2 separate regions of the Homo sapiens genome follow, and region 1 is linked to region 2. The links are chromatin loops, found by intact Hi-C in ENCODE. Cell type or tissue: body of pancreas. All regions are shown on one strand. Each heading gives the region's core, and the rest is flanking DNA. Links, peaks and the distances in the headings are about the cores only. Region 1 overlaps TBC1D23 (TBC1 domain family member 23). Region 2 has its middle 6.3 kb from the start of ADGRG7.

Region 1 (12,566 bases), core at 1,490-6,489, 270 kb after region 2:
CCCTCCTCCTGGCCCCGGCCGGGAGGAGAGAAGGGTCTGCGTTCATTCCAGTGCGCCTGTAACACCAGGACGGACCAACGAGAAATGGTTAATTGCAACACAGTCCGGAAAAAGCATGCCTCGAAAGGCAAAGGGCAAAAGGGAACGGCCTAAGTCGAGGTGGTGTGCTGGTGAATGTCTTAACAACCAGACTTTTCAGGGAGGAAAGCCCTGATTTGTAGCGTTTGCTGATTCTCCGCAAAAGGACTGAACTTCTAGCTGGTTGAATCACCTCTGTGGCCAGGTTAACACCGTATGCTGATGGGCTTGAGCTATTTGAACAAGTCTCTGTGACGGGGACGGAATGACCCTGGTTGGTTTAGGCACGCGAGACGTCTGTAAAATCTGACTACAAGGCTGCTAGGCCAACGGGAAAGATGCTGAGGGTTCAACGCCATGCCCTCAACAAGTCAGTCCTCGAATACATTGTCATCTCTTTGCTAATATCCTTTTTTGTTTGTTTGTTTTAGACAGGGTCTCACTCTGTCATCCAGTCAGGAGTGCAGTGCAGCAGTCTCAGCCCATTGCAGCCTCAACCTCCCGGCTCAAGCGATCCTCCGTCCTCAGCCTCCCAAGTAGCTGGGACTACAGGCACACACCACCACACCTAGCTATTTCTTTTCCTTTTTTCTTTTTCTTTCTTTCTTTCTTTTTTTTTTTTTTTTAAGTTTTTTACTTTTAATAGAGGTGGGGCCTTGCTATTTTGCCCAGGCTGGTCTCAAACTCCTGAGCTCAAGACCCTACTGCCTTAGCCTCCCAAAGTGCTGGAATTATAGGCGTGAGCTGCTGCGCCCAGCCTATAGACTATGATTTTTGCATTTTTATTTATTAGATTGCTTTTTAATTTTCGTGTTTTGTGTTTTTGTGCCTTGTCAGACTTGTGGAACAAAAATCCAAAACTTAACCACCTTTTGGAATGCCCCAGAATAGTTTATACTGAAACAGATCTTGGTTTGTAAAAGAACACTATAAAAACATTTTGGGGGCAACTAGGGAGATTTAAATATGAACGAGATATTTGATGCTTTTCTGAATTATTTTGTGTGCTATAGTGTTGTGCTTGTGACAATTCTTTACTCTTAGAAAATGAGGAAGTATTAGGGATGAACCATCAGAATGTTTGACTTGAAAATCGTCAGCAAAAAGAAAACACATAAGATAAAGCAAATATGGCAAAATGTTAATTATTAAATCTAGGAGGAGGACACAGCTGTTCATGGTACTAGATTAAAACTTTGTAGAAGTTTAAAATTTTAAGCTTTCATAAAAAAAAATTGGGGGGAAATACATAGCAGTTATGGTCTTTCTGCAGCTTAAGAGACTATCTGGACTTGGCTTTGTAGCAGGAAGATCTTTAAAAACCTTTTCATTTCTGCTATGCTTATTAACCTATGAGGTTTCAGGGTCAACCTGTGGTCACTTACAACCTGTTAAAAAAATTCATCTAGATTTCCAAATTTATTGGACTAACATTGTAACTAATAGTGGTCCTAAACCTGGCTGGAAATGTTATTTGAAGTGCTTGTTCAAAATGCAAATTATTTCATTTTTTTAGAAGTGGATTCTTACAGTGTTGCCCAGGCTGGTCTCAAACTCCTAGGCTCAAGTGATCCTCCCACTTTGGCTTCAAAAAGTGCTGGCCTTATAGGCATGAGCCATGGCATCCAGGTGGAGATGCCCAGTAGGCAACCGGACCAAAGCCTCAAGCTCAGAAGATGTCTGGGCTGGAAATTGACTTGGGAGTCACCAGCAGTTTTAACTAAGAGGAAGCTCTGAATTTGGATGAGAACACACAAGCGGAGTATGAAAGGCACACGCAAAAGAAGAAGGGCCTGTGGAGCCTGGGAAGGAGCCATTAGAGGAGAAGGACCAGGCCGGGCGCCACTGCCTGGTGGAGGAACAGCTGTGTCCTCCTCCTAGATTTAATAATTAACATAATCCCAGCACTTCAGGAGGTGGAGGCAGGTGGATCAAGAGGTCAGGAGCTCGAGACCAGCCTGACCAGCATGGTGAAACCCCGTCTCTACTAAAAATGCAAAAATTAGCTGGGCGTGGTGGCACACACCTGTAATCCCAGCTACTCAGGAGGCTGAGACAGCAGAATCACTTGAACCTGGGAGGCGAATGTTGCGGTGAGCCGAGATTGTGCCACTGCACACCAGCCTGGGTGACAGAGCCAGACTCCATTAAAAAAAAAAAGAGAGAGAGAGAAGCAGGACCAGGAGAAGGCCATCAAGACCAAAAGCCTATGGGTACTGTGTCCCTCTGTCACATGCAGGGAAACTGCTGACTTGGGCACTAGGGGTGTTCCTAGAAAAGGAAAAGCTAAATGAAAGTGCGCTTTTTAAACCTTTCTTTAGAACTTTCTGGGCACAATGGAAAAGCTAGTCACTGGGTTCTGGTTCTGGCTCTGACACTGATTAGATGTTAATACCTAGGGCAAATCACCTCACCCTCAGGACCTTTTCCTCACCTGTATGTGAAAGGATTTAGAGGCAAAGGAAGAAGAATCTGGCTGAAGGGTGAAGTTTGTGCAGCCCTCCCCACCACCACTCCCCTCACTGTCCCTTCTCTGCAGCAGCTCTGCCTTCGTTTCCATGTTCCTGTTCATCTGACGTATGAAAATAGGCCAAAAAACAAAACTACCAGGCCAAATGGATCTTGAAAGCCCAGCTAAAAATCTGGTGTGCCTTTTCAGTCTCTATTCTCATTTCTACCCATGTCTCACAGGCTTAATGACCATTTCCAGGCTGTTACTAGTCAGATTTTTATTTTTACTCCAGAGGACCTATTTCAACATCTCCGGCTGCCGCCATCTCTATTTACATGTCTCAACATCAGTTCCAACTCAACTATGTGAAACTAAATGTATCACCTCCAAAAGAGCTTCTCCACCCAGCACTTACAGGCACCACAATTTATGCCCAGTTTTCTAATTCTCCCTGCTTTCCAGCCCTCCAAGAAAACCTAAGTCACTTCAGTGACTTTCGAGTCTTTCATTCCCCACCTCTGGTAAGGGACAGGGCTCTTCTTACTCTCAGGAAATGTCCCTGATTCCTCCTTTCAGTTCCCACCACCACCGTCCACAGGTAGGCCTTCCTCACCTTGGGGAGACTGCTACAGGCACTTCCTAACTGGTCTCTCCTTTCCATCAGCATTCCTCCAGCTGCCGCTTCATAGTATGAGGTGAGTCTAGGGGAACGTGAGCTCAGTTTTTGGGGGAGAGGTGGATATGTGTTCCAGGAAAACTCTCCGTGTTTTTCCTCTGCTCTTACATCACCACCACAACAATCATCATCACAGAAGAATTCTGGGACCAAATGTGAGGGGGTTCCTCCCTACCACCAAGCAGCGGACACCAGCTGGGTATCCTCCTATTCAATTCCAACACTGTCTACCTGAGGAAGACACACCGGCACCAGTCATATGTCTTGGACTCCAGAACTTCTGACCAACCACTTTCAAGTTGGGGTTGCCATGATCCCATCTTTGGGTTTGAATAACTTGCTGGAGCAGCTCACAGAACTCATGGAAACATGTTTCCTGGTTTATTATAAAGGATGTTGCAAAGGCTACAAGGAAGAGATGTGTAGGGCAAAGTATGGGAGGAGGGGCACAAAGCTTCCATGCCCTCCAGAACCTCCACGAACGTGGTCAGCTATCTAGAAGCTCTCCAAACCCAGTTCTATTGGCCTTTATGGGAACTTTATGTTATCAGCATTCCTTCCTCCAAGGGATGGGGCAGGAGCTCTCAGGAGGTATTTAAGACCCACAATCAGCAAGATTAGAGTTCTGCCTTGGGGCAGGTGAAAGGAGAGCAGGAGAGGCCAGAGAGATTCTGTTTCCTGAGGCCTGCCCCTGAGGCCTAACACAACTGGCATTATAACAAAAGACTTAACAAGGCTATGGGAGTCAGGGACCGTGCTTGAAAATGTGTGTATGTATGTGTGTGTATACCTCGTAACACCACAATACGCAAGTGACTTACAGCAGTCAGAAATTAGGGGCTGAAAATCAGAATTGCAGTCATTTGCAAAGAATAAGAGAAGAAATCTATGAGTAGATGCAATCGGAGAAGGAAAGAGTATACTACAGAAAGCAAAGGATCAAACTTGGGAATTATCATATTGGGTTAGAACTGTGTACAGGGAGGAGTCAAAGAGTGTGTATGCATCTAAATATACACATAAATGCATAGATACACAGAATTTTTAAATTTCTGATGCAGTTCTCTGCAAATCAGGAGACCTGAGTTCAAAACTTTGCTGACACACCATGTAACTTTGGACAAGTTACTTAACGTTGGGAGACCAATTTAATATACCCACGTGGGTTAGACAGGTAACTGAGTAAAGCTGGCAACCTGAAGAGAAAAGCAAACACTGAGAAGGCCACTAGCTCTCGCCTGCTGTTTCCAGGACAGCAAACAGCAAAGAGGTGGCACAGTATAGCAGTTATAACCATGAACTCTTTTGTGTGGATGTTAAGTTTTCATTTCCCTAGGGTAAATACCTAGGAGAGGGATTGCCGGGTTGTATAGTAAACATATGTTTATTTACAAGAAATGGCCAAACTGTTGTCTAGAGTGTCTGTACCATTTTGTACACCCACCAGCAATGTATGAATGTTCTAGTTATTCCATATCCTCACCAGCACTTGGTATTGTCATTTTTTGTTTTTAATTTTAGCCATTCTAACTGGTGTGGTTTTGATTTACATTTCCCCAACAGCTAATGATGATCTTTTCACATGCCTATTTGCCACCCATCTTTCTCTGAAGAATTGCTTCTTTTCCCCATTGTTTTGTTTTCTTATTGTTGTAGTGAAAATCTTTATATATTCTGAACACAAATCCTTTGTTGGTATGTTTTGCAAGTACAGTATTTTTCCCCAGTATGTAGCTTGTCTTTCCCTTCTATTAAGTGTCTTTTGCAGAGCAAAATTTTTAAATTTAAGATTTTTTTTTTTTTTTTTTTGAGATGGAGTCTCTCTCTGTCACCCAGGCCGGAGTGCAGTGGTGATCTCGGCTCACTGCAACCTCTGCCTCCCAGAGTCAAGTGATTCTCTTATCTCAGCCTCCCAAGTAGCTGGGATTACAGGCGCACGCCACCAAGCCCGACTAATTTTTGTATTTTTAGTAGAGAGGGGGTTTCACCTTGCAGGCCAGGCTGGTCTCAAACTCCTGACCTCGTGATCTGCCCGTCTCGGCCTCCCAAAGTGCTGGGATAATAGACATGATTCATTCTTATGGATTGTGCTTTTCATATGTCTAAGAACTATGGCCTAACCCAAGATCATGAAAATTTTCTCCTGTTTTCTATTAGTTTTATAGGTTTACATTGCACATTTAGCTGTATGATGCATTGAGTTAATTTTTGTATAAGGTTTGAGGTATATAGGTTGAGATTAATTTCTTTGTATATGGGTATCTAGTTGTTCCAACAGTGTATGTTGAAAAGACTATCCTTTCTCTATTGAATTGCCTTTGAAACTTTGCTCAAAACAACTGCCCATTATTTGTGGGGGTCTATTTTTTTCATTTTATTTATTTATTTTAGTTGTTTTATTTCCATAGGTTATTGGGGAACAGGTAGTGTTTGGTAACCTGAGTAAGTTCTTTAGTGGTGATTTGTGAAATTTGGGTACACCCATCACCCGAGCAGTATATACTGCACCCAATTTGTAGTATTTTATCCTTCACCCCCTTCCCACTCTTTCCCCGAGTCCCCACAGTCCATTGTCTCATTCTTATGCCTTTGCATCCTCATAGCTTAGCTCCTACTTATGAGTGAGAACATACGATGTTTGGTTTTCCATTCCTGAGTTACTTTACTTAGAAAAATAGTCTCCAATATTATCCAGGTCGCTGCGAATGCCATTCATTCATTCCTTTTTATGGCTGAATATCATATATATATATATATCTCACAGTTTCTTTATCCACTCATTGATTGATGGGCATTTGGGTTGGTTCCACATTTTTGCAATTGCAAATTGTGCTGCTGTAAACATGTGTGTGCAAGTTATCTTTTTCTTACAATGACTTTTTTTTTTTTGAGATGGAATCTTGCACTGTCACCCAGACTGGAGTGCAATGGCACAATCTCACCTCACTGCAATCTCCGCCTCCTGGGGTCAAGCCATTCTCCTGCCTCAGCCTCCCGAGTAGCTGGGATTACAGGTGCCCACCACCATGCCCAACTAATTTTTGCATTTTTAGCAGAGACGGGGTTTCACCATGTTGGCCAGGCTGGTCTCGAACTCCTGACCTCAGGTGATCCACCTGCCTTGGCCTCCCAAAGTGCTGAGATTACAGGTGTGAGTCACCGTGACCAACCAATGACTTCTTTTCCTCTGGGTAGGTACCCAGCAGTGGGACTGCTGGATCAAATGGTAGTTCTACTTTTAGTTCTTGAAGGAATCTCCACACTGTTTTCCACAGTGGTTGTACTACTTTACATTCCCACCAGCTGCATAGACGCGTTCCCTGTTTACAGCATCCATGCCAATATCTTTTTTTCTTTTTAATTTTTTGATTATGGCCATTCTTGCAGGGGTAAGATGGTATCACATTGTGGTTTTGATTTGCATTTCCCTAATCATTAGTGATGTTGAGCATTTTTTCATATGTTTGTTGGCCATTTGTATATCTTCTTTTGAGAATTGTTTATTCATGTCCTTAGCACACTTTTTTTTTGTGGTAGAACAAAATTTGATTGTTTATATGCCCTGAATTTTTTTAAATTATACTTTGAGTTCTAGGGTACATGTGCACAACGTGCAAGTTTGTTACATATGTATACATGTGCCATGTTGGTGTGCTGCACCCATTAACTTGTCAATTACATTAGGTATATCTCCTAATGCTATCCCTCCCCCCGCCCTGCACCCCACGACAGGCCCCGGTGTGTGATGTTCCCCACCCTGTGTCCAAATGTTTTAATTGTTCAGTTCCCACCTGTGAGTGAGAACATGCGGTGTTTGGTTTTCTTTCCTTGCAACAGTTTGCTCAGAATGATGGTTTCCAGCTTCATCCATGTCCCTACAATGGACATGAGCTCATCCTTTTTTATGGCTGCATAGTATTCCATGGGCACACTTTTTGATGGGATTTTTTTCTTGCTAATTTGAGTTTGTTGTAGATTCTGGATATTAGTCCTTTTTCAGATGTATAGATTGTGAAGATTTTCTCCCACTCTGTGGGTTGTCTGTTTGCTGATTGTTCCTTTTGCCGTGAAAAAAGCTCTTTAGTTTAATTGTCCCAAATATTTATCTTTGTTTTTATTGCATTTGCTTTTGGGTTCTTGGTCATGAAATCCTTGCCTAAGCCAGTGTCTAGAAGGGTTTTTCTGGTGTTATCTTCTAGAATTTTTATAGTTTCAGGTCTTAGATCTAAGTCCTTGATCCTTAAAAGTCCTTGATAAAAAATATTTTTGTTAAGCACTATGTAACACACTGCATGCCACATAATACACTGCATAACATTCTAGCAGGGGTAAGTGACCATAGCTGAATTCTTTTCTTATCAATCAGGAAAATGAAAATCCTTCCTTAATCAATTTCTCCAAAGTCTCTGACACATAACAACAACTCCAAAAATGCACCTCTCTTTCCATCAAACTCCACTGATATGAAAAATGGGCAACCTGTTTTTCCTTGCCCTGTTAGTGAACTTGTGGGTGTACCCAGTGGCCACTCTAAGGATCTCTATAATCAACAAGACACAGTAACAAGTGTTGGCAAGCAAGTGGAGAAATCAGAACACTCACACATTGCCAGTGGGGATGTAAAGTGGAAAATAGTTTGGAAGTTCCTCGAAAAGTTAAACATGGAATTAACATACAACTCAGTAATTCCACTTACTCCTAGGTAATATCCAAAAGAACTGAAAACGTATGTTAACACAAAAACCTGTACACAAATGTTCACAGGGCATTATTCATAATAGCCAAAAAGTGGAAGCAACCCAAATGTCCACCATCTGATGAATAAATGAGTTATATCTATATAATACTATTCAGCCACAAAAATGAAATTCTGATACATGCTACAATGCAAATGAAGCTTTAAAATATTATGTTTTGAGGTTGGGCATGGTGGCTCATGCCTGTAATCCCAGCACTTTGGGAGGCTGAGGCAGGCAGATCACTTGAGGTCACAAGTTTGAGACCAGTGTGGCCAACATGGCAAAACCCTGTCTCTGCTAAAAATACAAAAATTAGTCAGGTGTGGTGGCGCACACCTGTAGTACCAGCTACTCGTGAAGCTGAGGCAGGAGCATTGCTTGAACAGGGAAGGTGGAGGTTGCAGTGAGCCAAGATCTTACCACTCCACTCCAGCCTGGGCACCACAGTGAGACTCCATCCCCGCCCCCTACCCAAAAAAAAGTATATGTGTATATATGTTTTGAAGTTAGATGTGATTTAAAAATTAGAAAAACAAAATATGTATATTAAGTGAAAAAAGCTGGCAAAAACCACATATTGTATGATTCCTTTTATAATGAAATGTCCAGAATCCACAGAGACAGAAAGTAGGATGGTGCTTGGTAAGGGCTGGAGGGAAGAGGGAAAGGAGAGTGACTACTAACAGGTATGGATTTGTGCTGTTTTTCTGAGGTGATGAAATGTTCTAGAACTAGAATTGCACAACTCTGTGGATATTCCAATAACTACTGAAAGGGGGGACTTTAAGGCATGTCAATTATACTTCAATAAATATGTTAAGTTCAAGATGTTAGTGATCAAACTGAGATATTACATTCATTACTCATTCAACCTATAGAGTTGGGGTTCCCCCACATCAAACTATGAATTTTAACTAGGACTGCCAATTTATGGCTGGTTAGTCTAATGTAAGAGTATCGTGCTAAGGAGTTAAAGGTCCTGTGTGAAACATACCAGTGACAAAAATGGTTGAGTATGTCAATACAAATTTATCATACTGACCAAGTTTTATTAATGGTGGGCAAATGGCATCAATCCTATATAGGAGAAATAATTGTATACCTTCACAGACAAAAATAATTTCCAAGGAGTGTGGAGATAAGAGGAATACTTTCTCTTTTCACTCAATTTCTTTGAGCCTTGGTTTCCTTATCTTGAAAATACAAAAAACAACCTCCTAAAGTTGCAACCTTTGCAATCACAAGAGCCCATGAGAGGTGGCCACCCCAGAGTGATTCCCAGCTCTGTGGTCAGTGGGCCAGTGAAGGGAGGATGATCTACACAAGTGCCTAGAACAGTCAATGAAATGTATTTTCATTTAATAGTCATAAATAATCCTGTAACTGTGTAGTTCATGGTAGTAGGTAACTTACTACATGCCTTCAATTCTCTAATTTTGTGACCTTAAGAGATTTGCAAATAGGGAAAAGAAAGAGAGAGACAGTGTCTTTAAGAACAAAGTTTTGGGCAAACTAGTAATTTATTTACAATTGTAATTTATAAACAGTAACACAAACATCTTTACATTAATATTATGAAAAATGTCCCATGGCTGAAATGGGTGAAAAATGAGACTTCAGTACATTTCTAAAGGGGTGCCAAGAAAAGGGAAAAAATGCAATTACAACAGTTTTAGGGGAGAGTTATATCAAGTAATGCACCTAGGTGCAATTTCATGCAGATGTCTTCAACCACTCAAACTGTTTTTATTAGATATTAGAATAAAATTTCCCAAATTATGTTGCCTTTTATTCACTTGATTTCCATAAGTAAATCAAAATGACTGGCTGTTAACAGGGTACATCTAAATATTTCTCCCATCAACCCCTTAGAGATAATCCCTTACATTTTAGGACATGTCAGATTGTGGGTATTGCAACTTCCCAAATGGATTTTACAAAATACTATTCCATGGCCCTAAATGTGTTCCTGGACTTCTCTTACCAAATGTGTCTAATATGGACCATTATAAATTAAATGAAGAACGCTGCAAAATACAGCAGAGCAATTTTCAGTACATTAAGACAATGTGTCCAAAACTAATTTCAAACCACTGGAACTTCAATGAGAGGACAAAACCAAAAGAAGAGAAAGAAATTCAGAAAATGATGACAAAAACAATTGTACTTTATAAGCTCTCTGATTATTTGGCATTTATATAAGTGGATATTACTGTGGTCACAGACCATAATCCTCAATGAGGATAAATCAATGTGGCTTAAACATTTGTTTTAAAATATGAATAAAATAATCCGCTTGTAATAAAACCAATGACATTTTTACAGACACAATTCTGTCCCCAAAATGTTAATTTTAATCTTAACAGCCTACCTACTTATTTTAATGCTTTTAACTGCTCTTTAGAAATCATTAGGATGAAGTTTCTTATCTTTGAAGCATTTAGTGTCCAAAAAATTAGCTAATGGAGCAAAGGTGATTTAGAAACTGATGTTTCAACATTTTACTAGCTGTACTGTATTTTGAGTTGGCAGGAATCTTCAACCATTCCATTAAAAAGATTTCACTCTTTTTAAGAAGAATAGAAACAGTGAGTGAATTATTAATCTATGTTTTAGTTTCTGATATTGCTCAGTGAGTAAAACAATGTAGCAATTAAGGAAGTCTCTTCAACTAATTCTATCTCTAATTTTCAGTGAAGACACTGCAGATATGTATGTGTACAGTTGTTTTTGATCCCGAAAGTGATGCATGTTCCCTTAAAACAGCTCTTCAAAACAGAACTGCATTCTGTACCCTTACTTAGTCCATAAGGGCACAGGGTCAGTTACTTCAAAGTAATTTAATAACTGACCTTTATAATACATCATTTTATAAAACCAAAATGCAGAAGAAAAATTTTTAAAAAGTTTACTGTCCACAGATTGATTATAATAATTTACACTTTCTTAGACCTGCTATTTAAGCAGCCCCATGAGCAAATGAAAGGTCTCCAGTTAGTATTCAGTCAGGAGGTATATGTCCATGTTTCTCTTGGTTGTCTTAATTTCTTTTTATATAATTTTCTTTTATATTAACTTTCCAAAGCATCCAAAACTTTCATGATCTGCTGTTTTATGGCTTTAGTTGCATCCCCTGCATTTGGAATCAAATACCTAAGGGGGAAAAAAAATACATATATATACATATATATATACATATGTATATGTATATAAAAATACAGTGCTTTCCCTTCAAGACTCAGCTGATAGGTCACCTCCAATGGGAAGCTTTCCCTAACCCACAAAGCCAGCAGAGATGCCTCCTATGTACTCCCATAGCTTATTTGAACATAATCCAAAGCTTATTTCGAAAGAAAATCTAAATGCAAAGGCAATGTGATTTTTCATATAGTGTAAAGCTAAAATTCTTTGAACCATTATTAAATATAGGTAATAGCTAGATAAAACACAAGATAAAAAATATAATATTCCACTCCCCAATACAGATGTACCTTCAATTAGCTACAAAAATCACACATGAATTGTTGGTATCCAATTCCAAAGACAATGACAATTCCAACACTTAATAGTTTGACTTTAAGCAAATAATTTAAGTTCACTAAAACAGATTCCTATATAAAAAGTAGCTATAGTTATCCAAACTTTACAGAGGGTTATGTACATAATAAAATGGCGTTATGAGGTCTGAAATATTTAAAAAAGATAAGACTTATGATAACTATTGCAAAATATCAACACCATAGATTAAATGTCAATTTTCTTTTCTTGGAGAATAAAAATAGTGGTATTTTTTTAAAAAAGCATCTTCGGTAAAACCTAACAATTCCACTGTATAAATCATCTATGAGTGTTATATGCGAGGCAGAATAGAGAACCATAAATATCAATGAAGAAAGGGAGAGAGAGAATCTAGTTACTTTATCTTCCACTATTAAGACTATCTTCCAAAACTCTGAATTAAAAAAAAAAAGATGTTGATCCATATATAATAAACTTCAATTTATTTAGCAAAATTTGTGGGAAAGCCTTTAAAACACAATTCCCAACTTTTACTATACATGAGAGAGTCATAATTCAAATCTCCTTTGGTTAGGATTAATTTATAAGTAGATATTAAAATGTGTATACCTCTCACCCATTGAATCTACTTGCAGGAATTTATCCTGAGAAGACTAATTGGACAACTATGTAAACATACATGTTTTTAAAGGCCCACTAGAAGATTAATAGTGAAACACATGAAAACAATGTAAATGCCAATCAACATGAGGCTTGTTAAATCAATCTCCTGAGAAATCCTTATAACAGAATATCTACCATTAAAAAGCTAAGAATTTATATTTATTGGGCCGGGCACGGTGGCTCACTCCTGTAATCTCAGCACTTTGGGAGGCCAAGGTGGGTGGATCACGAGGTCAGGAGATGGAGACCATCCTGGCTAACACGGTGAAACCCCATCTCTACTAAAAATAAAAAAATTAGCTGGGCATGGTGGCGGGCGCCTCTAGTCCCAGCTACTCGGTAGGCTGAGGCAGGGAGAATGGTGTGAACCTGGGAGGCGGAGCTTACAGTGAGCCGTGATTGCAACACTGCACTCTAGCCTGAGTGACAGAGACTCCGT
Region 2 (12,566 bases), core at 3,545-8,544:
AATAAAGAAGAAGGGGAGGGACTAGCCACAAGGGTCAAAGAGTGAATGCCCAGACAAGCCACAGAGTGAAGGAAGGGAACAAAATAGAAGAAACCAAAGAGGAAATCACAAAGGCAGTGGTTGCCAGTAGTCACCTATGGCTCGGCTTCCTGTATTTTTGTCTTGGGAGGGTACAGCAGAGATAGACTGGCAGGTGCTTCAGACCACACAAAACACTCTCTCGGGGAAATGAACTAGGTTGTCAATAAGAGGATAAATGGCAATCACCACACATGGTTTTTAGCGCTTGCATTTCTTTAAGGAGCCTACATTTTGACAGATGCAGTTGGTGAGTGTGCATACTGGCACAGGCTGGGTCTTGACAAGCACTAAAGCCCAGCATGATAACCCACCTGCTATGGGCTGAATTGTGTCCCCTCCAACATTCATATGTTGGAGTCCTAACCTTCGGTACCTCAGAATGAGGCCTCACATGGAGATGTGGTTACTGCAGAGGTGATCGAGTTAAAACGAGTTTGTTAGGGTGGTCACTAATCAATATGGCTGGTGTCCTCATAAGAAGAAGAAATCTGAACACAGACATGAATACAGAAAGATGATCTGAAGAGACAGAGAGAGAAGACGGCCATCTACAAGAGAGAGTCCTCAGAAGGAACTGGCTCTGCTGACACCTTGACTTGACTTCTAGCCACCCAAACTGTAAGACAACAAATTTATGTTGTTTAAGCCACCCAGTTTGTGGTACTTTATTAGAGCAGCCCTGGGAAACTAATACATCATCAGAGTAACTACAAACTGGTGTCTCTCTATAGATGCAGCTCTGACCCTCTCCTGCCCAGGCTCCCATGTTCTCCTTCCCTACCCTCTACCCTTACAGGGAAGAACAGATACATGAACATTCACCTCCTCAATCACAGTTTTGTTTTGGTAGAGAGAACAGATGCTCTGGTCTTCTCTGGACACTCCCTTGCTTCATCAAATCCATATTAAATGCCTTTAATGTGTTTGAATTGGTACAAGACATGAACAGGGTCCTCAAAGAACTCATAATTTCTCAGGGGTGAGATACCTAGATATAGCCACCTATAAGGCAAGTCATAACTGCTAAAATAAAAGATCATCATATTTAATTATTATGGAGTGCAGGTGCTCCTTGACTTACAATAAGATTACATCCCAATAAATCCACCTTAAGTTAAAAAATATCTTAAGTCAAAACGCATTAAATATACACCTAACCTGCTGAACATCCTTGCTTAGGCTAGCCTACCTTAAATGTGCCCAAAACACATACAATAGCATAAAATTGGGCAAAATCATCTATCACAAAGCCTATTTTATAATAAAGTGGCGAATATCCCATGTGATATATTGAATACTGTAGTGAAAGTGAAAAACAGAATGGTTGTATGGGTACCCCAAACATGGTTTCTACTGAATGCATATTGCTTTTGCACCATGGTGAAGTTGAAAAATCAGAAGTGAAAAAAACCATCATAAATTGGAAACCTATGTACTAGCCCGTTACTACCTACATACCAGCCCATTAATTCCTTCAGGAAGTATTCAGCAAGGCTTTACCAAAAAAGGCTTTACACTTAAACTGACCTTTAGTTAACCCCCAAACACTATGGGGGTTTCCAATTCTCTGTGACATTCACTTTATAAATGTTTTGCTATAAACATAAGGCCCTAACTTTACCCCTCCCAAGAATTTCAGAAAAACAAATTGAGGTAGCACAAAATGGAAGAACTTAGAAGTACTGCTGCAGAAGTACAACACAAATGAATGCAAACCCATTACCTCATTTACTGGGAATAGATCTTTAAAAATCTGTTTCTGATATGTCTGCATACACATGCACAGAAAATGTCTGGAAAGGTACATGAAAAAGTTCCTCTTGGGAATCTGAGGAATCTGAGGTAGGAGAGAGTTTTAAAATTTTATATCCCTTTTATAGTTTGAAGTTTTAGCCTTGTGTATTCTTTCTATTATTATAAATAAATATATATAACTTTTTCAATAATAAAACAATGGTTTTCAATAAATAATAAATAAATCTAAGAAAAGGAATTAACACCTATCATATGTGTAGTGTATACCAAGGATGGTGCTTTATACTTTACACATGTTTATCTCATTCACTCTGTGTAAAAGCCCCAGGTAACATAATGTGTTTGCCCTTTGCATGAATGAGGAAATGAGACTGAAACTGGTATTATTCTACACAGGAGCTTTATGGTTAAGTACCTTTGGATGAAGCCAGGTAACACAAAGTTAAACAGTTTTCTCCACTCTAGCATTTCTTAGAGCATTCACAATGTTCATGTCCATTGTGAACTGCTAGAGAAGACATGTATGCAAGTATGTTCTCAATGTTATTTGAACTCAGAATCCTCTTCTCAAGAAGGATCTCTCAGAGACAGGGTTCTTCAACACATGCTTTAGAAACACTGCCCTGTGTGGTCATCTGCAGAATGGTCTTAGTTGAACAGTGTGACTGAAGGAAGGGATCCTGGGTCTCAAGTTTGCCATCTGGTGATGGTGTTTTTCTCTTGTAGGGTTCTGAATCTTTTGAAGGGATTATAGTCTAATGACTAGAAAACTAATTTTGATGGTGATCACACATCCTCTCTTCCACAGTTGGTGGAAGTCCTGGAGTCCTGGGATGCTGTAATGACTGCTGCTTTATAGGGCTTCCATGTCCTTAGCCACATGACAAGGTTTATAAGGCTTGCCATCTATCCAGCTAGAAACTCCAGAAATTCATGGAATTGAAGAAATTCCTAGGCACAGAAATTAAGATGTTGACATTTATGTAAGGGCATTAATTACTACTGATAAGAGACAAATGTGTAAAGGGTCACCAGTATTTACACATACATACAATACACACATACCAAGATGACAAAGAAGAAAAGGAAAAGAGTTAAACAGGAAATAATTCATTTATTCTTTCATTCTACTCAATGCAGACATTGTGCTAGGCACTGGGGATAAAGTAGTGAACAAAAGACAAGATCCGTGTCTTCACCCAACTTACACTCAGGGAGAACTGGATTTGTACCGATGCTGCCACTAATTTGCTGTGTGACTCTGGGCAAACCGTGGGGCTTCCATTTCTTTATATTTTAAACAATCCAGTTGAGGCCTTCCCTTCCTGAACATTTCAGTTCTAAAGTCATTAGCTGAGGAAGAACAAGGCAGGTGTCTGTGGTAGGGGTAGAGTGGGGCAGTGGCCCAGAGTAGGTGTCAGAGCCCCAGTGCGGTAAAGAAAGCATTGATAGGCCAGGGCCAGTGGCTCACACCTGTAATCCCAGCACTTTGGGAGGCCAAGGTGGGCGGATCACCTGAGGTCAGGAGTTCAAGACCACCCTGGCCAACATGGCGAAACCCCATCTCTACTAAAAATACAAAAATTAGCTGGGTGTGGTGGCGCATGCCTGTAATCCCAGCTACTCGGGAGGCTGAGGCAGGAGAATTGCTTAAATCCAGGAGGCGGAGGTTGCAGTGAGCCGAGATGGCGCCATTACACTCCAGCCTGGCGACAGACAGAGAGTCCGTCTCAAAAAAGAAAGAAAGAAAGAAAGAAAGAAAGAAAGAAAGAAAGAAAGAAAGAAAGAAAGAAAGAAAGAAAGAAAGAGAGAGAGAGAGAGAGAGAGAGAAAGAAGGAAGGAAGGAAAGAAAGGAAGGAAGGAAGGAAGGAAGGAAGGAAGGAAGGAAAGAAGGAAGGAAGGAAGGCAGGCAGGCAGGCAGGCAGGCAGGCAGGCAAGCATTGATAAGAGGGAGACCTAGCATGAGATGCCAGAGCCCAGGCAGGATAAAGAAGGCATCAATAGGATGAGGGTGGGGGGAGGGGAGGGTGACCTGTCACGGAGAGACAGAGCCCAACCAAGCAGGGCAGGAGAGCACCCTGGGTAGAAAATCAAAGCCAGAGCAGGGAGAGGAGGGTGGCCTTCAGGGACCAAGAGCAGTCAGGAGGGCATCTAGGCAGGCCAGCAATGCAGTGCAGGAAGCCCGAGCCGGAGCTGAGTGGGGAGGGTGTCCACACGGAGTGGCCGCCTGAAACAGGGAGTCAGAGCCCAGACACAGAACCAAGGGGGTCCCCGCATGGATGGGCAGTGGTAGTGGAGCTAGTGGAGCTCAGAGACTGGCTACAAAGAGGATGACGGATCAAACAGGCAAGCACAGGAGGATGCCGGGAGCCAAATTTCTCCTTCAGAGCTCTGGCTCTGACTTCCCATGCTGCATTGCCCACCTGTATAGATGAGAAGGGGAAGGACATTACAAACATGGAAGGGGAGATAATGGGAGTTCCATGAGAATTTCAAAACAGGTCATCAGAAATAAAGAGAAAGAAAAGCTACGTGCCGTTAATTCTGAAGGAAGCAATACCTCCAGGAAAGAGGGCTGTCAGACAAATGCATGAATGAAGTCAGGAACTTCTCATGCAAAGGAGGAAAACTGTTACGACGAATACAACAAATTCAAGTATTTCAAAGGAAGGGATGTGATATTATTTCTTTTGCCAATACTTGAAGTAAATAATTTTTATTGTGCCTTTAGCATAAAAACCTATAGTGTTGCGTTGGAACTGAATGTACCACATGAATCATAATATATATATATGTATTCTCATATATACATACACGTGTATATACATATACATATATGTATATGTATATACATATATATACACACACATACAAAGAGAAAGAGAATATTTTATATATTTTAAATATATCTAATAATATATATTATATATAAACAATAAATAAATGTAGACACAAAAGTGTGTTTATATAAACACACATGAACATTTGTACATATTTTTTATATATATCACATATTTACATACACCTATTCTCTAGCTCTGGCCTGGAAGCAGTGATACCCTGTTAACAATGAGCACACCCAAAACCCAGAACTTGATTTGTAAATACAAGTTTCCACTAAGAGTAACATGGCTCCTTGGAAAATGGCTAATTCCAGGACTGCAGCAGAGAAAGTCATAGGTGAGCCAGGAATATCTTGTGCAGAAAGCAAGATACAATGAGTGTATATCAAATGGACACACAGAATCCAGCTTGAAAAGACTCCCCATTATCAAATGGTGGACAATTTCAGCATCAAAATAAATAATGCTTAAAAATAAACATTATTATAAATAATAAGTGTTTATAATAAATAACATTATTTTATTATGTTATACGTAAGTCCTAAAAATAGTAAATAATACATATAACAGATTATAATCCATTAAACAAAATAAGAAAACTAATGAATCTGAAATCCTGGGGTGGCACCCAGCAATCTGCGTTTTAACAAGTCCTCCAAGTGAGTTGATGTCTGCTGAAGTTTGGTAACCACTACTCTGGGGTAATTCTCCCAAAAGAAGTGAATCAAGTTTATAGCAAAGTAGCAAATGGTAAGAGATTAAATGGCATTTTGTTTAATAGGTCATTTATTTGTTACTTTATGGGAATACTCATGGCCTTAAAGATAGCCAGATTTTCAGAAAAGCCTGCTAAAATTCATCAAGAGCCTATATTTCTGTTGTCTGTACAACCACTCTTTTTTGTTTCATTTTATTCACTTATTCTTTTTAGCAGGTTTTTAATGAGCTTGTACCTGGAAGGGTCAAGAGGCTCGGAAATCCCCTTTATTTCCCTACAACCTGCACTGTGACCCCACTGGAAAGTTAAGAACATAGAAACCTGCTTATCATACCTCCTGCAGCATTGATGAAGGCTAATCCCAACTTCCCCATCTCAGGACGGAGCCTCTGAGCGTCTCCACTTGGGAAACCACCAGTGCCCTTTGCTGCTGCTTCACTGTTGGAAGCTCTGAGCTACTAATAACAGAGAAACCTTAAACTCATCCTTTAGTACATCTGTACAATAAAGCACCCTCCGTTTCCACCTAGTGGTTAAGGGAGGGCAGGGAGAAAGGGATCCAAAAAGCTTTTCCAGGCCAAAAGGAAGTCACCGGCTCATGCACCTTTCTTTGCATCTTCTTTTCTCTATAGCCCTTTGTTCTTAGGAACTTCCTACTCTCCCCAGAGCCAGGTGTTCCAGATAGGATCTTCGGGGCTGATTGGTTCCTGGAGGCATCATTTTGTGGAAAGTAACTCATTTAACACTAGTGGAAGTTTATTGTCCATGAAACTAAAATATGTGCCCATGGGAGATGCTGGACTCTGATTCATGTAACCCTGAATGAAGCTCTCTGTGCTCTAGAAGATGAAAGAAAAGGAACTCCCGAAAGTCTTTTTTAGTTTCAAATTTACTTCTTCATTTTGCTCTAGAGAACATCAGTTCCTCTGTTTATCTCTGCAGATTCGTTTCCTTTATCTTTCTTTTTCGCTTTCTCTTTTATTTCTTCCATTTTCCATCTCCAAAGTCTGAGCTGGTTGGCAGAGGTGTATAGTAAAGATTAAAAGAGCAGAGAAACAGTCATGGTTAAGTTGAGAGGCACAGTGTAGGAAATAGTTTGATTTTCTTCTTTTCGTTCTAGAAAGCCCAATTCAAGTGAAAGGCAAACCCCAAATTTGTAGTAACTAAGCAAGAGAATCATCTGAGAAATAGTCCCGTATAAACACTAGTCCTAAAAATAGTAGTAGGAAGTCATAAGCTGATCTGAGCAAGATGGGTTGAAATTTGCAATGTCCTGTGTGAAACAGCACTATCCTTTACATGTTGACAAGATAATATTCTGGATCCTAATTCTTTCCATTTAGTAAAGTATAATTATTTAATGAAATGATCAGTGTAAGTTATTTATTGCTACGCAACAGGTCACCTCAAAACTTAGGGATTTAAGATACAATCACCATTCATTTGCTTATGACCATGCAATTTGGGCAGGACTCTGCAGAGATAGCTTTGTTCCTCATGTTTATTTAGCTGAGTCATCTGGAAGCTCAGCTGGAGCTGGAGAATCCAAGTTGGCCTTTCTCACCTGTCTGGGTCTTAGCTAGTTGATTAGAAAGGCTAAGTCAGCTGGACCTTTCTTTACCTCATAGTCTTTTCTCCGCTAGGGCCTCTTTCTTCCTGAAGCCTCCTCAACAGAATAACCTTGCTTCTTCACATAGCAGTTGAATTCTAAGACAGCAACAGTGGAAAATAAGACCTCTGGCAGTCTGTTGTACCTGAGCGAGTTAGAGAAAACACCACAATTTGAGATGAATTAAGAGTCCGTTTATTTAGCCGGCGGCCAAGAGACGGCTAATGCTCAAAGTTCTCTTGGCCCCGAAGAAGGGGCTAGATTTTCTTTTATACTTTGGTTTAGAAAGGGGAGGAGCGGTCTAGTTAAAACAATTTTACAGAAGTAAAGTAGGCAAAAAAGTTAAAAGGATAAATGGTTACAGGAAGGTAAACAGTTCCAGGTGCAGGAGCTTTAAGACTATTACAAGATGATAGACGCGGGGCTTGGGGCATTATCAATCGGACGAATTCCTGGGAACTGCGGATATAGCTTGCCACAGTATCTTATCAGTTAATTGCATTCTTGGATGTGCTGGGAGTCAGCTTGCACAAGTTAAGTCCTTGAGGAAGGGGCTGCGAGTGAAAGAGCCAAGATGGAGTCTGTCTGGCTCTCTTAGCTAAAGGAGAGTCAATTCAGGTGGAAACAAGGCTAGGTGATTAAAGGAAAGGGAGAGTCTAAAAACAGCGTTAGTAAAAACAAGGTTGGGCATTACATTCTACAACCAGAACTTGTTCAGTGTCACTTCTACCATATTCTCTTGGTCAGAGAAATCACCCATGATTATTGCAGCACTATTCATGATAGCCATGATATGGAATCAACCTAACTGTCCATCAACAGATGAATGGATGAAGAAAATGTGGTAGATATGCACAATGGAATACTATTGGGCCATAAAAAAAGAATGAAATCAATTAACAGCTGTAGCTGGGGCAGCAGAGGAAGTCAGGCTCCACATGCACTCCCCCAAGAAAGGAGCATAATCCAGTCGCTAAGAAGCAACTGCAGACCTCGCCTCCACTGCATCTTACAGGCCATAGTACTATTAAGAAGTAAAAGGGTGGGAGTTTCTGATCATCATGGCGGACAGGAGACAGGACTAGCTTACAGCTCTGACTTGTACAGACAGAGCAGTGTGCAGAGGCTTGTATTGTGAATTTTAGCTGCAGAACGACTGCAAGAACAAACCAGGAATCCCAAGAGGACCCACAGACCCTCTGAAGGAAGCAGACTACTCCTGCAGGACCCAGGAGACCCCCAAATGCTGTGAGTGCCCCAACTGCCGAAGTGGGAAAAGAAGATTCACTGCTCCCGAACACATACCCCCACTGGGGAAAATAAGGGTCTAGTTTGCAGGAGAAGTTTCTGACCTTGCCTGAAGCTGAGTCAATTTAGAGAGCCAAGCAAAATACAGGGGTAGAGCAAGCAGCGGGAAAGGCCCTGGGAGCTTCCCGGGTCCCCAAGTAGGCCACTCTTGCCTGGCACCACAGGGATCCTTCAAGAGGGCAGCCAGAGGTGTGGGGGGAAATGCCACAAACAGAAGGAAATCTTTAGCTAAACTTTGTAACAATTTGAACCAGGCAAGAAGCCTCCTGGCCAGAACTCGGGGCAGAACAAGAATCCGGCATGCAGACTCCACAAGCAGGGGAAGAACCAAAGTCCTTTTCTTTCCAAGCTGGGAGGCAGGTAGCCTGGGGCAAGTTCTCAAGCCCTGCTTGCCCACTGCCTGGACACAGACTCGGGGCTGTTTGTGGGGGTTCATGGTGGAAGTGAGACCGCCCTTCAGATTGCGTGGGAGCTGGGTGAGGCCTGTGATTGCCAGCTTTCCCCACTTCCCTGACAACCTGCATGACTCAACAGAGGTAGTGATAATCCTCTTAGGTACGCAACTCCAGTGACCTGGGAAGCTCACCCCCATTCCCCACAGCAGCTGAAGCAAGATATGCCCAAGGAGAGTCTGAGCTCAGACATGCCTGGCCCTGCCCCAACCTGATGGGCCTTCCCTGCACACCCTGGTAGCTGAAGACAAAGGGCATATACTCTGGGGAGTTACAAGGCCCCGCCCACCACCAGTTCCTCTCCATACTACCATAGCTTATGCTCTCTGGAAAGCACCACGTGCTGGCAGGAGGCCAACCACCACAAAATAGAGCATTAAACCACCAAAGCCAAGAACGCTGACAGAGTCCATTTCATTCCCCTGCCACTTCCACCAGAACAGGGGCGGGTATCCATGGCTGAGTGACCCATAGATGGTTCACATCACAGGACTCTGTGCAGACAACCCCCAGTACCAACCTGGAGCTGGGTAGACTTGCTGGGTGGCTAGACTCAGAAGAGAGATAACAATCACTACAGCTCTGCTCACAGGAAGCCACATCCGTAGGAAAAGGGGGAGAGTACTACATCAAGGGAACACCCCATGGGACAAAAGAATCTGAACAGCCTTCAGCCCTAGACCTTCCCCCTGACAGAGCCTACCCAAATGAGAAGGAACCAGAAAACTAACTCTGGTAATATGACAAAACAAATCTCTTTAATATCCCCCAAAAATCACACTAGCTCACCAACAATGGGTCCAAACCAAGAAGAAATCCCTGATTTATCTGAGAAAGAATTCAAGAGGTTAGTTATTAAGCTAATTAGGGAGGTACCAGAGAAAGGAAAAGCCCAATGAAGGAAATCCAAAAACAAGGTACAAGAAGTGAAGGGAGAAATATTCAAGGAAATAGATAGCATAAAGAAAAACTTCAGGAAACGTTGGACACACTTAGAGAAATGCAAAATGCTCTGGAAAGTCTCAGCAATGCAACTGAACAAGTAGAAGAAAGAAATTCAGGTCTTCAAATTACCCAGTCTAACAAAGACAAAGAAAAAAGAATAAGAAAATACAAAAAAAGACTCCAAGAAGACTGGGATTATGTTAAACGACCAAACCTAAGAAAAATCAGTGTTCCTGAGGAAGAAGAGAAATCTAAAAGTTTGGAAAATATATTTGGGGGAATAATCGAGGAAAACTTCCCTGACCTTGCTGGAGACCTAGACATCCAAATATAAGAAGTACAAAGAACACATGGGAAATTCATTGCAAAAAGATCATCGCCTAGGCACATTGTCATCAGGTTATCTAAAGTTAAGACGAAGGAAAGAATCTTAAGAGCTGTGAGACAGAAACACCAGGTAAACTATAAAGGAAAACCTGTCAGATTAACAGCAGATTTCTCGGTAGAAACCCTACAATCTAGAAGGGCCCTATCTTCACCCTCCACAAACAAAACAATTATCAGCCAAGAATTTCATATCCAGCAAAACTAAGCATCATATATGAAGAAAAAACACAGCCTTTTTCAGATAAACAAATGCCTAGAGAATTTGCCACTACCAAACCACCACTACAAGAACTGCTAAAAGGAGCTCTAAATCTTGAAACAAATCCTGGAAACACATCAAAACAGAACCTCTTTAAAGCATAAATCACACAGGACGTATAAAGCAAAAACACAATTTTAAAAGCAAAAACAAAAAACCAAGGTACACAGGCAACAATGGCATCATTAATGCAATGGTACCTCACACCTCAATACTAACACTGAATGTGAATGGCCTAAATGCTCCACTTAAAAGATACAGAACTGCAGAATGGATAAGAACTCACCAACCAACCACCTGCTGCCTTCAGAAAACTCACCTAACATATAAGGACTCAGATAAACTTAAAGTAAAGGGGTGGGAAAGGGCATTTCATGCAAATGGACACCAAAAGTGAGCAGGGGTATCTATTATATCAGACAAAACAAACTTTAAAGCACAGCAGTTAAAACAGACAAAGAGGGACATTATATAACGGTAAAAGGCCTTGTCCAAAAGGAAAATATCACAATCCTAAACATATTTGCACCTAACACTGGAACTCCCAAATTCATAAAACAACTACTAATAGACCTAGGAAATGAGACAGACAGCAACACAATAATAGTGGAGGACTTCAATACTCCACTGACAGCACTGGACAGGTCATCAAGACAAAAAGTCAACAAAGAAACAATGGATTTAAACTATACCTTGGAACAAATGGACTTCACAGATATATACAGAACATTTCATCCAACAACTGCAGAATACACATTCTATTCAACAGTGCATGGAACTTTCTCCAAGATAAACCATAAGATAGGCCACAAAATGAATCTCAATAAATTTAAGAAAATTGAAATTAAATCAAGCACTCTCTCAGATCCCAGTGCAATAAAACTGGAAATCAACTCCAAAAGGAACCTTCAAAACCATGCAAATACATGGAAATTAAATAAGCTGCTCCTGATGATCATTGGGTCAAAAACAAAATCAAGATGGAAATTAAAAATTATTCCAACTGAACGACAATAATGACACAACCTATCAAAACCTCTGGGATATAGCAAAGACCATGCTAAGAGGAAAGTTCATAGCCCTAAACACCTACATCAAAAAGACTGAAACAGCACAAACTGACATTCTAAGGTCACACCTCTAGGAACTAGAGAAACAAGAACAAACAAAACCCAAACCCAGCAGAAGAAAGGACATAACCAAGACCAGAGCAGAACTAAATGAAATTGAAATTTAAAAAAGACCGCAGAAGAGAAATGAAAGAAAAAGCTGGTTCTTTGAAAAGATAAATAAAATTGATAGACCATTAGCAATATTAACCAAGAAAGGAAGAGAGAAAATCCAAATAACCTCATTAAGAAATGAAATGGGAGATATTATAACTAACACCACTGAAATACAAAAGATCATTCAAGGCTGCAAAGAATACCTTTATGCACATAAACTAGAAAACCTAAAAGAGATGGATAAATTCCTGGAAAATTACAACCGTCCTACCTTAAATTTGGAAGAATTAGATACCCTGAAAGCCCAATAACAAATGGTGAGATTGAAATGGTAATTTTAAAATTACCAACAAAAAAAGTCCTGGACCAGACGGATTCACAGCAGAATTCTACCAGACATTCAAAGAAGAACTGGTACCAATACTTTTGACACTATTCCACAAAATAGAGGAAGAGGGAATCCTCCCTAATTCATTCTATTAAGCCAGTATCACCCTAATACCAAAACCAAGAAAGGACTTAATGAAAAAATAAAACTACAGACCAATATACCTGATGAACATAGATGCAAAAATCCTTAACAAAATACTAGCTAACCAAATCCAACAGCATATTAAAAAGATAATCCACCATGATCAACTGGATTTCATACCAGGGATGCAGGGGTTGTTTAACATACACAAGTCAATAAATGTGATACACTACATAAACAGAATTAAAAACAAAAATCACATGATCATCTCGATAGATGCATAAAAAGCATTTGACAAAATCTAGCATCCCTTTATGATTAAAACTCTCAGCAAAATCGGCATACAAAAAACATACCTCAATATAATAAAAGCCATCTATGACAAATCCACAGCAAACATAATACTGAATGGAGAAAAGTTGAAAGCATTCCCTCTGAAAACTGGAACGACACAAGGATGCCCACTCTCACCACTCCTCTTCAACACAGTACTGGAAGTCCTAACCAGAGC

What was found. Hi-C counts contacts between places; a loop is a spot of excess contacts. Peaks named below come from ENCODE experiments on the same cell type or tissue, not always from the same donor. Only the 100,000 strongest peaks of a DNase experiment are listed, where the experiment ranks them.
Region 1: it touches region 2 in a loop (2.5-fold over the local background); 63 of 110 quality-filtered maps call a loop at or near these places.

Annotation. Positions count from the first base shown.
Region 1 is chr3:100,322,119-100,334,684 of GRCh38, reverse strand. It overlaps TBC1D23 (TBC1 domain family member 23), which reads right to left. Exons shown (of 19, transcript NM_001199198.3): 19 at 9,447-11,098. The coding sequence ends at 11,017. Among named protein-coding and RNA genes, the nearest start is that of NIT2, 6.4 kb to the left of the region's middle. RefSeq lists an enhancer at 1-160 and a silencer at 6,253-6,483. In body of pancreas, for the core only: no CTCF peak of the experiment used is centred there; a DNase peak (open chromatin) is centred at 4,444.
Region 2 is chr3:100,596,999-100,609,564 of GRCh38, reverse strand. No RefSeq gene overlaps it. Among named protein-coding and RNA genes, the nearest start is that of ADGRG7, 6.3 kb to the left of the region's middle. RefSeq lists an enhancer at 6,177-6,446. In body of pancreas, for the core only: a CTCF peak has its summit at 5,923 (motif pointing left); no DNase peak of the experiment used is centred there.